Linked DNA regions of Homo sapiens: regions 1, 2, 3 and 5 are each linked to region 4. Evidence: chromatin contacts called from ENCODE Hi-C or POLR2A ChIA-PET data. All regions are on one chromosome and are shown on one strand. The core of a region is the stretch at or near the end of the contact, and the rest is flanking DNA. Distances in the headings are between cores, read along the strand shown.

The links. Hi-C counts contacts between places; a loop is a spot of excess contacts on that map. ChIA-PET counts read pairs that join two places held with the same protein, here RNA polymerase II (POLR2A). Pooled maps may share reads with other maps.
Region 1: a map of naive thymus-derived CD4-positive, alpha-beta T cell shows a loop between it and region 4 (26-fold over the local background). The contact joins the promoter of MTPN here to the promoter of CHCHD3 in region 4. A Hi-C loop is called at or near these places in 2 of 168 maps with a recorded cell type or tissue (CD4-positive, alpha-beta memory T cell and naive thymus-derived CD4-positive, alpha-beta T cell) and 8 of 50 pooled maps.
Region 2: a loop to region 4 is called in a map of naive thymus-derived CD4-positive, alpha-beta T cell, with 11 times the contacts of the local background. The contact joins the promoter of TMEM140 here to the promoter of CHCHD3 in region 4. A Hi-C loop is called at or near these places in 2 of 168 maps with a recorded cell type or tissue (CD4-positive, alpha-beta memory T cell and naive thymus-derived CD4-positive, alpha-beta T cell) and 7 of 50 pooled maps. POLR2A ChIA-PET finds 5 or more read pairs at or near these places in 1 of 52 experiments (CD4-positive, alpha-beta T cell).
Region 3: a loop to region 4 is called in a map of CD4-positive, alpha-beta memory T cell, with 20 times the contacts of the local background. The contact joins the promoter of COPG2 here to the promoter of CHCHD3 in region 4. A Hi-C loop is called at or near these places in 1 of 168 maps with a recorded cell type or tissue (CD4-positive, alpha-beta memory T cell), 1 of 37 single-sample maps with no recorded cell type and 4 of 50 pooled maps.
Region 5: a map of CD4-positive, alpha-beta T cell shows a loop between it and region 4 (15-fold over the local background). The contact joins the promoter of CNOT4 here to the promoter of CHCHD3 in region 4. A Hi-C loop is called at or near these places in 3 of 168 maps with a recorded cell type or tissue (CD4-positive, alpha-beta T cell, CD8-positive, alpha-beta T cell and naive thymus-derived CD4-positive, alpha-beta T cell) and 9 of 50 pooled maps.

What each region holds. Positions count from the first base shown.
Region 1 is chr7:135,976,080-135,978,779 of GRCh38, reverse strand. It overlaps MTPN (myotrophin), which reads left to right and starts at 1,421. Exons shown (of 4, transcript NM_145808.4): 1 at 1,421-1,751. The coding sequence starts at 1,680.
Region 2 is chr7:135,146,671-135,149,370 of GRCh38, reverse strand. It overlaps TMEM140 (transmembrane protein 140), which reads right to left and starts at 1,299. Exons shown (of 2, transcript NM_018295.5): 1 at 1,101-1,299. It also overlaps a transcript of CYREN not described here. RefSeq lists an enhancer at 1,021-1,520.
Region 3 is chr7:130,667,360-130,670,059 of GRCh38, reverse strand. COPG2 (coat protein complex I subunit gamma 2) reads left to right here and starts at 1,312. Exons shown (of 24, transcript NM_012133.6): 1 at 1,312-1,428; 2 at 2,526-2,578. The coding sequence starts at 1,392. TSGA13 (testis specific 13) reads left to right here. Exons shown (of 8, transcript NM_052933.4): 8 at 877-1,417. The coding sequence ends at 1,046. RefSeq lists silencers at 940-1,049, 1,140-1,729 and an enhancer at 2,000-2,109.
Region 4 is chr7:133,080,750-133,083,449 of GRCh38, reverse strand. CHCHD3 (coiled-coil-helix-coiled-coil-helix domain containing 3) reads left to right here and starts at 1,360. Exons shown (of 8, transcript NM_017812.4): 1 at 1,360-1,593. The coding sequence starts at 1,513. It also overlaps the pseudogene RNU6-92P. RefSeq lists enhancers at 1,078-1,187, 1,398-1,577, 993-1,627.
Region 5 is chr7:135,508,802-135,511,501 of GRCh38, reverse strand. CNOT4 (CCR4-NOT transcription complex subunit 4) reads left to right here and starts at 1,400. Exons shown (of 12, transcript NM_001190850.2): 1 at 1,400-1,613. RefSeq lists enhancers at 705-874, 1,025-1,144, 520-1,424, 1,455-1,654, 1,425-2,330 and a silencer at 1,215-1,454.

The DNA.
Region 1 (2,700 bases), core at 172-2,671, 2.9 Mb before region 4:
TAAATCAAGAGCTCTCAGCATGATGTAACTCAGAAATCACACAGGTGGGAGTGTGTTGGAGAAGAGATGGAGATTCTAGGACTTGCCTAACAAATTCCCCCTTGAGATTTGTTTCCAGAAATCGTATCACTATTGGGTATGTGGATTTGTATTTCTAATTATCAGGGAGTAAAATTAACAAATGACAATCTAGGTAGATGTTAATATTTGGAGGGATTTCTTCTGATTTGAAACCCATTTGCTATTCTACTCTAAATGATAGCAAAAAAAAAAAAAATACATTTCCAAACACTATTGACATCCCCATTTTACACAAGTGGAAAACTGAAGCAGAAGGGGGTTCAGTAACTTGCCCAAGAAGACACAAAATTAGCAAGAAGTGGGACCTGTATCGCAAACTAAACAATTTGGCTCCAGAGTCTGTTTGGAACCCCTACACTGTACGGCAATGGTGGTAAAGTAGCTTAGTTAATGTGTTTAGTGGGTTACAAATAATAGATTATATATATGAGTTTTATATATAGTAATAGTTATATATGTATATATATTATACGTATATTTCTAGCTCCAATAAGAGCTTTTATTGGATCTATGTTCATGTGCGCATGCCTGGATCATTAGGGTTGTGAGGAACAATTCAAGTGGTAGCTATGCACTATGGCATTACAACTAAACCCTAGGAAGAACAGAACTGACTTCACCAGAACAGTCCTGAAGTTTCAAACCATTAAAAACAAACAGTAAATTTAAAAAACGCAAATTGTACTAGACAGTTTGGTTTGCTCCACTTTACGGCATCAAACTGAATGCCTGGACGTCATTTGCTGGTCAGGAAGATGAGTTAATTTTTTTTTTCCTGCCACACACTTAAGTTTTTTGCTCCAGGGAACATTATACATAGTGTTAACACACTCAATTTACATTGTAGTTTTAGTGTTGAAGATTTCCTGGAGGGCAGGAATAGCGTTATTCCATCGTTTTTAGCCCAGTCAGACTGGATGACGGAGAGAGGGAGGGGTGAAAAGGAGGGAGGGAAGGGGAAAAGGCAAGGAAGAAGGAATTCAAATTAAACACTCTTCCTATACATTTTTAGAAGCTGAGCAAGATGCCCTCCAAGATTATGTTTTTTAAAAAGTAAAGTTTTTCCCATTAATGGTGGTGCAGAAGCGTCCTAATCCCATCGAAAGTACTCTCACTCTTCCTCCATTCGCTGTCTTGACCTCCCCCGGGCCTCCTTCATTCTGCCTCCCAGTCCCGCCCACTTGTCGCCGGCTCCTACCCTCCACTCTAGCCTTCCCGGCAGCCTGTACATTGCGCATGCGCACTAGTGGCGTTCGCGCCGCGGACCCAGAGAGAGGCGTTCCGCGGAGGAGAAGAGGAAGAGGAAGTTGGGGGAGGGTCCTAGCGGGGAGTGAACCGGAAGTGTAAAGGTTCCTGCCTCTCCTCGGCCAGGCGGAACCTCTCTGCTGGGCCCGGTGGCCGCAAAAGAACTTTCTTTCTCCCGCCCGAACGGTCGCCGCGGCCAACTGCCTCGCCCGCCTGGCAGCCTAACCCTCCTTCTCTTCTTCTCCTCTCCGGCTTCGCGCGGCCCTGCCTCCCTCTCGCCCGGCGGCATCCGCTTGCTGCTGCCACCGCCTCCTCATCTTCTGCCCGGCCAACCGGCCTGCCCCGCTGCAGTGATGTGCGACAAGGAGTTCATGTGGGCCCTGAAAAACGGAGACTTGGATGAGGTGAAAGACTATGTGGCCAAGGTAAGCGGGGATGAGAAGAGTAGGCGAGAACACGGAGGTGGGCTGGAGATGAGGCTGAGGAAGCTGATGGGAGCTGGACTGCGGGGATGGGGGTGGGCGGGAGGAGAGACTTCCTGGGTGGAGGCGGCACCAAGGAGAGAGGGGCGTCTAGGGAGGAGCTAAACTGAAAGAAGGGTCCAGGTAACTTGGTAGCGTTCTGTGTCAGGTAACTGCTGCGTTAATACAGTTAGGCGCTACCTGACTTCCTGGCCTCTTGGGGGAGGGGAGGAGTGGTGTCTGGCTCATCCAGAGTTTCTTCTGCGCACTGATCATTTGAGTTTGGCCCTCTTCTACACCAAAGTTACTTAAACCTTTCTTTGAATGAGGTAATTCTCCATCTTGGACTTACCCATTACTAAATGAAGTAACCTAAGTAATTAGGATCAGAGGAACATGTTTTTTAACTCTCGGCCTGGTGTGAAGTTGAAGAATTCATTGACCGTGAAAAGAGTACCGAAAATAGAAATAGTTAAAATTCTGAAACTGAGTATCACTTCACTGTGGTGTCTTAACTTTGGGTGTGGCCTTTTTCCTTTCCCCCACCACAACAAATACATATTTGCTTCAAGTGGTAAGGTTGTCAACTGGCATCTGGGAATGTTTAAGGTATCTGAATAGTTTTTAAACAAGCATGTTAACTTCAGTTATTCCATTCTTCTCCCTGATTTCACCTGAAATGCTTACATGTGTAGTAAATAGCAATGCAGTTTAGTGGCAGTGTATTTGGGGGGTAAAATCATGATGAAGAAAGACAAACTCAAACCTCAGCCCCAAATATAAAACTGAATCGACATTGTGGCAGAGTGGGAAACTTAAAATTCCAAGCTAGCCTGTCTTTCCATCCTGAAACTGTGCCTTTGTAATTATGAGAGAACTTAACATGTGATTTTAATTTAGTGATAATCTAAAA
Region 2 (2,700 bases), core at 50-2,549, 2.1 Mb before region 4:
TAAAATCACTCTACATAGTGTGACTACATCCATATAAAGAGGCATAGGAGAAAGAGACTAAAGAAGTATTTGAAAATGTTAATGTTAGCTGTGGTAGCTCTGGGTGGTGACATTACAGGCAATTGTTCTCTATTTGCAGTAAAATATTTTTAGAATTATGTGCTACATTTATGAAAAAAAAAGAAATTTATAAAACAGGCATTCAAAACAGCCTTAGTAATTAGATAAAGCAGGGACTAAGCTGGAAAGAAAGTTGAGAAAGGGGAATATGTGCAAGATTGAAAAAATATCTCATGGACTGAGTCTCAGACCTGAGATTTTGGGGAATGGGGTATGGTAAGTGGATACTGAAAAATGCTCTTCAGTTATCATGAGGGAAGAAGGAAATATGTGTCTTTTCCCTCTTTCAAAGGAGCCTTTGATTTTATAGGCGAAGAAGCATAGTGGAAGTTATTAGTGAAACTAAGCCCACATTAAAAAAAATCTCTTAAAATATGCATCAAGAGAACTAAAATACCACCATGGATTTCCACTGGGGCATGAGGAGCAATCTGGTCTAATGACTAACATAAGATCTAAACATCTCTTAGGTCCCATTCTTTGAGGCAAGAACACAAGTTTTTCTGTTGATATTAATCTTCAGTGTGTATTTTAAAGTTTTATGATGTGTTCGTAACTACCATTGAATAGTGGTTTAGTTAGTGTTGGTCGGTGACCTGCTTTTGTTTACCTATTTCTGATGAACAGTGTATTGCACAAGCCACAGCCATGTCCTTGTACACACTGCGTGCAAGACTCTGCTGTGTGCAGTCAGCCCTGCATCGTTTCTAACCAGTTATACTGGCCTTACTTTCATCATCTTTGAGGCCAGAGCTACACATGTTGATGCCGAAGAGTGGAAGGAAGGAGAGCAGAGAGTAAAGGGGGTAGATTATGTAGATTATACAGACATGAGCGAGGGAGGGTCACAGATACTGAACAACCAGTGAGTTCCCCTATGTGGATTGCCAGAACATGAAATATCTGAGAAGAAAACAAAATTGTCTTACAAGGTAGTAGACGTCTGGGTAAGCTGTGATGCTTGCAGGATCGGTACTTACAGAAAGGAGGTGCAGAGACCACAGGAACACTCATGAAAAGGAGAAGCAGGAAATCAGGGTTGGTTGTTTGAATCTTCCTTCTCGCTGGCTTTCTAATGTCAGACTCCAGAAAGGAGGAGTGGAAGGGAAATGGCAGGCAGATGCAGTCCTGAGCTGGTGCCCCCTTGCCTTCGCAGTCGTGCCTAGTAAACAGCTCTCTGAACTTTGGTACATTTGTTCTGACTGATGTCACTATCAGCTGATTTCACTTTCGTTTCCTAACTTGCCAGTGGCCCATGACTTTTCAGAAATGAGGTATGTAAACAACTTTTTATTGTCCATTATGACATACTCTTTACCTACACTGTAGCCGGCAAACCAACTGATTTAAAGAGCCAGGTAAATGTCTTGATTATATCACACAATAATTCCAGAAAGGGAAGGAGCCAAAGAACTCTCGAAGCTCCCAGTGATTTAAACTGCAAGATAAACACAACCCGGAATTTTATTCAGAAGAAACCCATCAGGATCATCTGGTCCAAGCTCCCAGCCAGTGTGGCAGTCAGGACCCAGGTCACCTCCTACTCATTTCCTTGGGAAGCAGCTATGCCGTCTGTCCCCCAACCCCTTTTAGAGATCAATTTTGTAATGATGACTGGGCTTCTCTGGACACAAAACTTTGTGTCCTGAGCATTCTCACTGCAGTGTTTAGGCCCATGTTGGAGCAGCTGGAACATCTATTTTATTTCAAAATAAGAGCCGAACAAAGCTTTTATTTTTGTAAGCATTGGGGCTCCTGGCCAGAGTTTAAAAATTGCTTCCGTTGCTCACATGACCAACTGGAAATTTCAACTGTGGGTTAAACTTGGTTACATGAGACTGCTACCTAGTGCTATTGCTGAATCCTTCAGCGGTTCTCTTCTGCTTCCTTGCCCTTCCTCCAAAGGAGGAGTTATTTGAACTGCTACATTGCCCTCCCCCTGCCCCTAGTTCTTTTAAACGCAAACTCTAGAAAGAGGTGATGGGATCCAGGAGGAAGGAAGAACAGAGGCTTTGAGATCAGAGAGTTCTGCTACATACTAGCAAATTATTTAATCTCTTTGAGCATCAATTTCTTATCTGTAAAATGGAAACAGTACCTACTTTGCATGGTTGCTCTGGGGACTGGAGATAATATAAGTGCTTAGTACAATACTGGGACCATAGTAATGGTAGCTATTATTATGAAAAGTGGAATTTCTGTATATTTAGTCTAGCATCCATATTAATGCCTTTAAGACAGAAAATTAACTTTTAGATACTAATATACAGTAGTTACTCTGAAAACTCAATACTGGTGAGTGAAGTGATATAGAAGAGATAGAAACATATTTATATTTATGAAATTTATTCAAGGTTATCATGTACCTAGTTTTCAAAGAGTCAGTTTTTCAAAACTTACGAAAATCGGCAGTCCCACACTCTCCCTTTCTTCCTCTTCAGAGGCAAGCACTTTCACCTGTGCTCATTCTTTAGGCATTTACCTCAGTTCTCTAAATAACATGCTTGGATTGGTACTTCTTGATTTTTCAGTTTCAGGCATAATCTACTGACTCCCAACCATAAAAGGTGAAGATTTAGC
Region 3 (2,700 bases), core at 63-2,562, 2.4 Mb after region 4:
CCCCAAATCTGAACTCAGGTCCTTCTACTTCTCAGCAGGTCTCCGGGGCATTACCCACCTTGAGAACCTCTGGGCCTATTATCTACACTGTCTCTGCCTAGGTTCCCAATACCCTTGGGCCAAGGAAGAGGAAGAGGATGTTTCCTTCCCCAAAGCCTGTTTATTTTCACCCCCAGAATAAATGAGTGCAGACTTCTATTTCCTTCAAAGAAAACTCCACCTACAAAGTATGACTTGACCTTTACAAGCCATATAAAGCAAACATAGTAGTTAATAGTACATTTAGTCAAGTCGGAGTTAAATCTTAAATGATACCATATGTAGGATATCAACAGTTCATCTTAAATCTGTATTTCAGGGAAAGAATTTCTCTAGGATGTAGAATGTAATCTAGGTTAGAATTTCTCTAATTTTGCAGGGGCACGATCCTGTTGAGTATAGACCCAATTTACATTTCTAAACAAGTTATGCCAGTGAAGCCAAAGGCAGACAAAGTTTCTTAGCTACACTCTTAGACAAGAGAACAGAAAGCCAGCATACACTCTGAGAAAAAGAGGAACATGAGTTAGGAATGAATGCACGTTAATTTAGTGAGTTTCTTAAGTGTCAATATGGTTTCAGATGGAATCATTGAAAGAAATAGGCTTGAACAAGGAAGACTCTAAACTGGCAATGAATTTTCCACTGGGTTTTGATGAAATGAAGGAATCCAAAAATTATAAAATAGGTTGGGAATGGTATTACACGGTCCAAAATCTACCCTCTAAAGACCAGCCTCTGGTCCCTCCAAGTGCGTCTCCTTTACATCTCACATTAAGTATCCTTCGAGTACTTCTGAAAAGCCACATTCACCAGGGTGCCTGTGCTTTGTCGTAGCTTCCAAGAAGTCAGCGAGTGAAAGGCCAATTTCCAAAGTGATTCGGGAACCACTGACACTCGCATCGCTCTTGGAAGACATGCCCACCAGAACCGCGCCCGGGGAGAGCGCCTTCCGCAACGGGAGGGCCCCGCAGTGGATTATCAAAAAGGCCACGGTCATCGGGTGAACACAGACCCCTCAGTCCTCCCGCCTCGCTCTCTTGAGACTGAGGGGTCCGCAGAAGTCGCCACCCAAATAAAACCACATTCCTGCTGCTGCGGGCGTGGGCTCCCGGGTCGCAAGCCGGGAGGGTCGAGCCGAAGTCTCCGGCGGGCCGCAAGAGGAGAAGGGGGCGTGGCTGCGTCCCGGGGGCCGAGGGCGGCCGGGGAGGGCGGGCCTTGGCCCCGAGTGAAGGCGCGGCGGCCCAACCGGCGTGAGAGCGCGGGGCCGGCCTTCCTGCAGCCTCTTCCGCTCGCCGGCTGCGGCGCCTGGGACGGTTGCGGTGGGTCTGGGCGCTGGGAAGTCGTCCAAGATGATTAAAAAATTCGACAAGAAGGACGAGGAGTCTGGTACGCGCGGGGCTTCCGAGGCCCACCCTCAGCCGCGGGACGCCCCTTCCCCCGCCCGCCGCCACCTGCTTTCAGGCCGGCGGGGCTGGGGGCGTGGGCGCCGCCGTGCCAGGGGGCCGGAGCTGGAGCCGGCCCCTCCCCTCCCCTCGCGGCTGCCCGGGGCCTGCCCGTAGCCCCTCCCCCGGGCGCCGGAGCCTCCCTTCGGGCCGCGCGCTCCCGCCCCGGCGCCCGCGCGCGCCCCGTTCCCGCCCCTCTTGCGGCGCAGCCCCTCCGAGCCGCCTCCTCCCCTGCGCGCGGGCCTCCGGCGGGGGCCGAGGGCGTGCGCGCGTCTCCGCGTCCAGGGGTGCTGGTAGGGTCGGACCCCTAGTGGGAGCACCCTGTTCCCGGGGCTGGGGTCGACGGCACAGGGTGTGTGTGGAGGAACGTTCAGGTGCCTGGTACCTTATCGTTTTCCTGGGGTCACCGGCTCTGTCCAGGTCCCCGGGGGCAAGACTGTCCCGTGGGACACAGCTCGTTGAATGCTCAGGTGTCCAGAAGTGACCTGCGTCTTGATGCCCGTCTTTGGTCCAGAGCAAATGGGGAAGATGCCAAGCATCCTCAAAAAGAAAAAAATTCTCAGTGTTTGGTAGCATCTCCCACAGTGTGAGAGGGGGTTGGGTTAGTCAACCTCCATGGCCTCTTGCACCTTTACGCCTGCATGATTCTCTGGGAAACTTCGTTTCTGCCTCTCCTTAAGTGTTAGAAACACATAAAATACTGCTTACCTAAGGAAATCAAAAGCACCCTACTACAATCTCATTAATCTTCGTTGTTGTGGAAATGACACATTTTTAACATTCATGGAAAAAGAGGGCAGGGAAAGAAGACACTCATTTTGGAGAGGGTTGCTGCGAAAGAGAAGTCTCAGCTCTTCGAGTATGGCAGTGACAGAGCCGGGATCAAAATGATTTCATTCAGTTCGTATGCGTATTAGCCATGATTATCACTGTGCCATCCAAGTGTTCACTTCCCAAGCATTCAGTACCCTTCTCTGGAAAGTATATAAGTTTGTGTAGAACAGCTGTTCAGGACATTTTTTTGTTTTGTTTTATAAATAGGTAGTGGCTCCAATCCTTTCCAGCATCTGGAGAAGAGTGCTGTTTTACAGGAGGTATGACTGGGAAGTATCTTGTGCCCTTTCTTTTCTATTCTGTTTTAGAGTGGTGGGCAGAGAATCCCTGGGCTGCTGTGATCACGACATGCAAAACAAGAAACGTAACAGAGTTTAGGGAA
Region 4 (2,700 bases), core at 111-2,610:
TGAAGACCTTTCAGTGGGACAAGATGTGAAGGTGGAAGACAGTGATATTGATGATCCTGACCCCGTGTAGGTCTAGGCTAATGTGTGTGTGTTTGTCTTAATTTTTAACAAAAATGTTTAAAAAGTAAAAAGTAAATAATTTCAAAAATAGAAAAAGCTTATAGACTAAGTATATAAAGAAAGAAATATTTTTGTACAGCTATATAGTGTGTTTGTGTTTTAAGCTAAGTGTTATTAAAGAGTCAAAAAGTCACAAAAAAAGAAGTTTATAAGTTTAAAAAGTTACAGTAAGCTAAGGTCAATTTATTCTTGAAGAATGAAAATATATGAAAATAAATTTAGTGTTGCCTAAGTGCACAGTGTTGATAAAAGGTACAGTACTGCATAGTTGCGTCCCAGGCCTTCACATTCAACTCCCCACTCACTCACTGACTCACTCAGGGCAACTTCCAGTCCTGTAAGCTCCATTCATGGTAAGTGCCCTATAGAAGCATACCATTTTTTATCTTTGATTTTTTTTTTAATGGAATGCTTCAGAAATTCATGTGTCAACCTTGCTCAGGGGCTGTGCTAATCTCTGTATTGTTCAAATTGTCCTAGATGTGTTGCCAAAGCAATCACTTTTACACTGTTTTTGCTGTAGCTTTTCTATGTTTACATATATTTGTACACACAAATACCACTGTGTTACAATTGCCTACAGTATTTAGTACAGTGACATGCTGTACATCTTTGCAGCCTGGGAGCAATAGGTTACACCAAGTAGCCCAGGTGTGTAGTAGGCTACACCATCTGGGTTTGTGTAAGTACACTCTATGATGTTTGCACAACCACAGATATCACAGGGTCACCTAACGAGGCATTTCTCAGAAGTAGTCTTCATTAAGCTACCCTACGACTGTAATGAAACGCTAAGTTTTGAGCCAGGAATTTGTGTATAGAACACTAGGAATGGCTTCATTAGTATCATGCATCTTTTTCATTAAACTGTGAGTCCCTTTGAGAGAAAGATTGTGTCTCTGAACTTAGTGGCCTAAATTTCTAGAATTATGTCTTCAAAAAGTTGCCCAGTTAGGCGTCTCTGGGGAGTCAAAACCACAACTCCCAGAATGCCGTGCTCCCTTAGCGCGCTCAGGCGCGGGGAGAGAATGTCCCATCACCCACCGCGCCAGATCGAGACCACAGTTCCCACTACACCCAGGGACTCCGCGGAAAGCTATCAAACACCACCTGTTGCCATAGCATCCGGGTCGGGTGAACCAATCCGGGCGCCCTCGCCGAACAGAGGCGGGCAGTTCGCATCGCCGACCAACCTGAGGCGTTTTTGTTGTGGCGCGTGACCGGAGGAGGCGGGAGCTCAGGACCGGCGCCTTCTCCTTGCTTCTGGGGGTCGTGGCCTTGCTCCCGCTGTGCGGGAAAAGAATCCAGGCCCTTCCACGCGCGTGTGGGTGCGGGGGCCCCGAAGTGCTCGTGGTTCCCCGCTAGGTCTCCGCTGGGGCAGGAACCGGAATCATGGGTGGGACCACCAGCACCCGCCGGGTCACCTTCGAGGCGGACGAGAATGAGAACATCACCGTGGTGAAGGGCATCCGGGTGAGTGCCCGTGGACGGGCGGAGGGCCAGTGGTTGGACTCGGACCCCAAGGCCCCATCTTCTCCGGACCCGCTCAGCCTGGGTTTCTCCCGTCCTGGACCCTAGCGTATTAAGGCCAGAAGCCCAGGTGTCTGGGAAGAAGCCTAGAGTTTCAAGACGTGGGACATTCATTCAGAGATAGTTCCTGGTTGTGCCAAGTGCTAGGCACTGCTGGGGCGGGCGGGGAATGCCAGGTTGAATTATACCCTGCAAGGGCTCACAGTCTACTCGTAACTGTACTGCTCCCTTGTTGCAGGACCGTATTTGAAACCCATACCTCGGTGTACTTGTCTGTGAAATGGTTTTCCTGGGTTCAGGACCCAAACCCTGCTTTTCCACTGTGCACACCCTGTCTCCCAGGGTGAATTGGCATTTTAAGGATTGCCTTTGCTTTGTGTCATTTAGTGCTCTCCCTCTGATAACACCCCCTCCTCCCACCCACTCCCCACACCCTGTCATCCTCCCTCCCAGCCCCACAGTCTTTTCTGACCTGCCTGGGGCGGCTTCTGGCTTCTCCCTGCTTCACTTTCACTTGATATCTCCTCTTTCCCAGGCGCCTCCTCTGTGACCTGCTGCGCCGAAGTTTTGGATTAGGCCCAGTTGCTTCAGGACTAGTGTCTGCCAGTCTGATAGGGGCTGAGATGGGTTTGCAGTTTTTCATACCAGTAGAAGTAATGTAGTCATTTCTGACCAACGTTGTAGAGCACTTTTTTTTTAATGCCCTTTGCATGCACCTGATACATAAACTGAAAACCTGGTTTTTCTCTAGGGTGTCAGTATACCAGCACTAACTTCATTAACACACTCTCCGCTGCGCCTGAATTTGGAGCCTCACATTTTTGGACGTATGATGCCTGAACCTAGTAAATAAAGCAATTTTGACTTCAGAAAGTTTTATAATAATTTATATATTTTTTTCTGTTATCAACCAGCGTAAATAAATTACATTTGTAAATTATTTTTAACAGTTGTTACCAGGAAATAAAACTTCTTAAATATTTAAAATGTTTAAAAACTTTTTCTTCTGAAACTGTTACCTTGAGAATAATTTATTAAACTTTTCTTCAT
Region 5 (2,700 bases), core at 151-2,650, 2.4 Mb before region 4:
CTGGCGTGGTGGCACGTGCCTGTAATCCCAGCTACTCGGGAGGCTGAGGCAGGAGAATCACTTGAATCCGGCAGGCGGAGGTCGCAGTGAGCCGAGATCGCGCCACTGCACTCCAGCCTGGGTGACAGAGCTAGACTCCGTCTCAAAAAAAAAAAAAAAGAAAAAACAATGAATTGAGGGCTTATTATGAAATTAAGTTCGTAAATTTAAAACTGCAACCTCTTTCCCTACTCCCCTTCCCTGCTTTAAGTTTTTAAAATCGGTTATGACATACTATGCATTTTAATCACGTATTTTTAAAATAATGCCTCTTCTCTCCTCTTCCTCATCCCAACACATCACTAGAATAGGGACAGGGAATTTTTTCTATTTTGCTCACCATTGTATTCTCAATATATAGAAGAGTACCCGGCAGCTAGGAGGAGCTCATTGAGTATTTGCTGTATGAGTGGGTGAAGAATACATGCAATAAGCAAAAGTTACTGCTTCGAGCGCCACTTCCACCAGAGTTCTGGGATGCAAACGGGGCGACCAGTACATTGACTGACTTTTGTGACTGATGATTCCTCAGTGCTCGTAGGGATTGTGGCTGCATTTATTGTTCTTGGGGATGTGCCGATGTGTGTAGTTTGTAAACTTGCACACAGCTGTGCTGGCTGGACACCGAACTAACACTAATTTGCACCGAGGTCCGCAAATTCTCAAATTCACACCAACAGAAGCACGTTATTGTAAGTGCACGGGTGTTCCGTTCTCTTGGGTAATCTGCACAGAACAATTTAGTGTATGTCTTCACTGGTGATTTTACAGTGAAGAAGGGATCAAGGGTGGTGGCCCCAAATGCGCAAGGACAGGGAAATGAATTAAACAGGCGCCTGTTTCCTCCTTGTTCGCAAACAGACGCCAAGTCTGTATCAAATTCTCACCCTGGATCAAATCCCGCGCTCTTCGTACCCACAACCTGCCTCCACCTCCACCCCGCCCCCTTTAGATATCCCTGGTGGGCGGGGCAGAGAATAAACATTCCGGGCTCCCCGAAAAACTGTTTAGCCTCGCCCCAGTCTTGGGGTAGCACATTTCCGCAAACACCGAGGACACGGAATCACTAGTGAAAACCGCCGACCAAATGACATTGAAGCAGCACACGCGTGCAGAGAAGGAAGCAAAACACGAAGAAAGGCATCAGTCCAGCAGCCACGTGAGGTGGGCGATCCCCTCCGCCCTCTGAGAGAGGACTTCAACTCCCGGCGTGCCCCTGGGAGGTTACCCTCCGAGGACTTCAACTCCCAGGGTGCTGCGGGAGCGGCCACCGCAACCTCCCACTCAGCCGCCCGCCGCTCCTCCCGCCCCTCCCCCGCCCCTCCTGGCCGGATCAGCGTGCGCCTGCGCACGGGAGGCCGGAGGAGTCTTACCCTAATGTAAGATGGTGGCCCGTCTGGCTGTGGAACCCACCGAAAGCTGAGAGTCTCTCTCTCAGCCGTAAAGGTCGGACTCGCTGAAGCAATCAGGCCCGGTTCTGAAGAGTTTTTTCCCCGACGCTCGTTCGGTGGTTTCTTGTGAGGACGCGGCAGCCCGTGGAGTCGGCTGAGGGAAAAGCGAGGCAAGGCAGGCGGGTGAGTCTATGCGGGGCTGGGCTTAGGGGAAACCCGGGGCTGACCGGCTACGAGAGAGCGGAGGCTTCGCTGGGACTGTACAGGCCGCACCCCCCTTTCTCCCCACCCCCCGCCTCATCTTCACCCTCCTCCTCCTTGGTCTTCTTCCTCCTCCTCCTCTTCCTCCCTCTCCCCTTTACGCCACAGCAGTTACCATAAGGAAAAGGGAGCGGGTCAGAAGGCAGCGCGGCGGCAAGCAGCGACTCTCCTTCGAGAATTTCTTTAATTGGGGAGCCGAGGCGGCTTTTGGTCTCCAGCTTTTCCCCCTGCATTTTCACCGGGGCAGGATTCTTAGGTCTCAGCCCTCCTTGTTTCCCCAATCCCCTGTTCCCTGTCTGACGTCCTTTCCCTCTGGCCCCCGTCTCCCAAGACCAAAGCCATCACTTCCACTCTGATCCGTGTTGGCTGCTGCTGCTCATTAATCCCACTGCTCATTGCCCACTCGTCCTGCTGCTTGTTTTTTTGCTCCACTGCTACCACTCTGGAGTTAGCCTTTGCCCCCCTCTGGTGCTTGCAATCAGCCCACAGTGTATCTGCCACACTAGAGCTGCTTCCGATTTGCAGTCTTTCCTTCCACCACATCTGTCATCTTAAAGCTGCCCCTTAAGTATCTAGATTATGCTCCTCCTGCTAACCCACCTGTTTCTCAGCCTTCTTGAGAATTGTCCGTTCCTTCCCTCTTTCCTGTACAGATCCTTTCAATATACACTTCCAGAAAAAGGGAAGCCCCGTGGTGGCCCTTGAAAAGTAAAAGGAAGTTGGGAAGTGAATGAAGTGAGGTAGGATACTATTAAACGTTATGAGTGAAGATCTTTTATTCAGGCTACTCCGGAGAGGACCGTTTTCGTTTTGCTTTCTGTGATCTATTTGTCGCTTATTCGCTCTGTTGTGTTAGGACTTGGCTTTTTTTCTTTTTTTTCGTTTTGGACCGGTTTTATCATGCTACTAAGCGTTCTTTGGATTGCCTCTCCCCAGGACACTTAGTGTGGGCCCTGATTTATACCAATAAATATTAACCCCAGCATTACAAAATAAGATAAATCTGGCG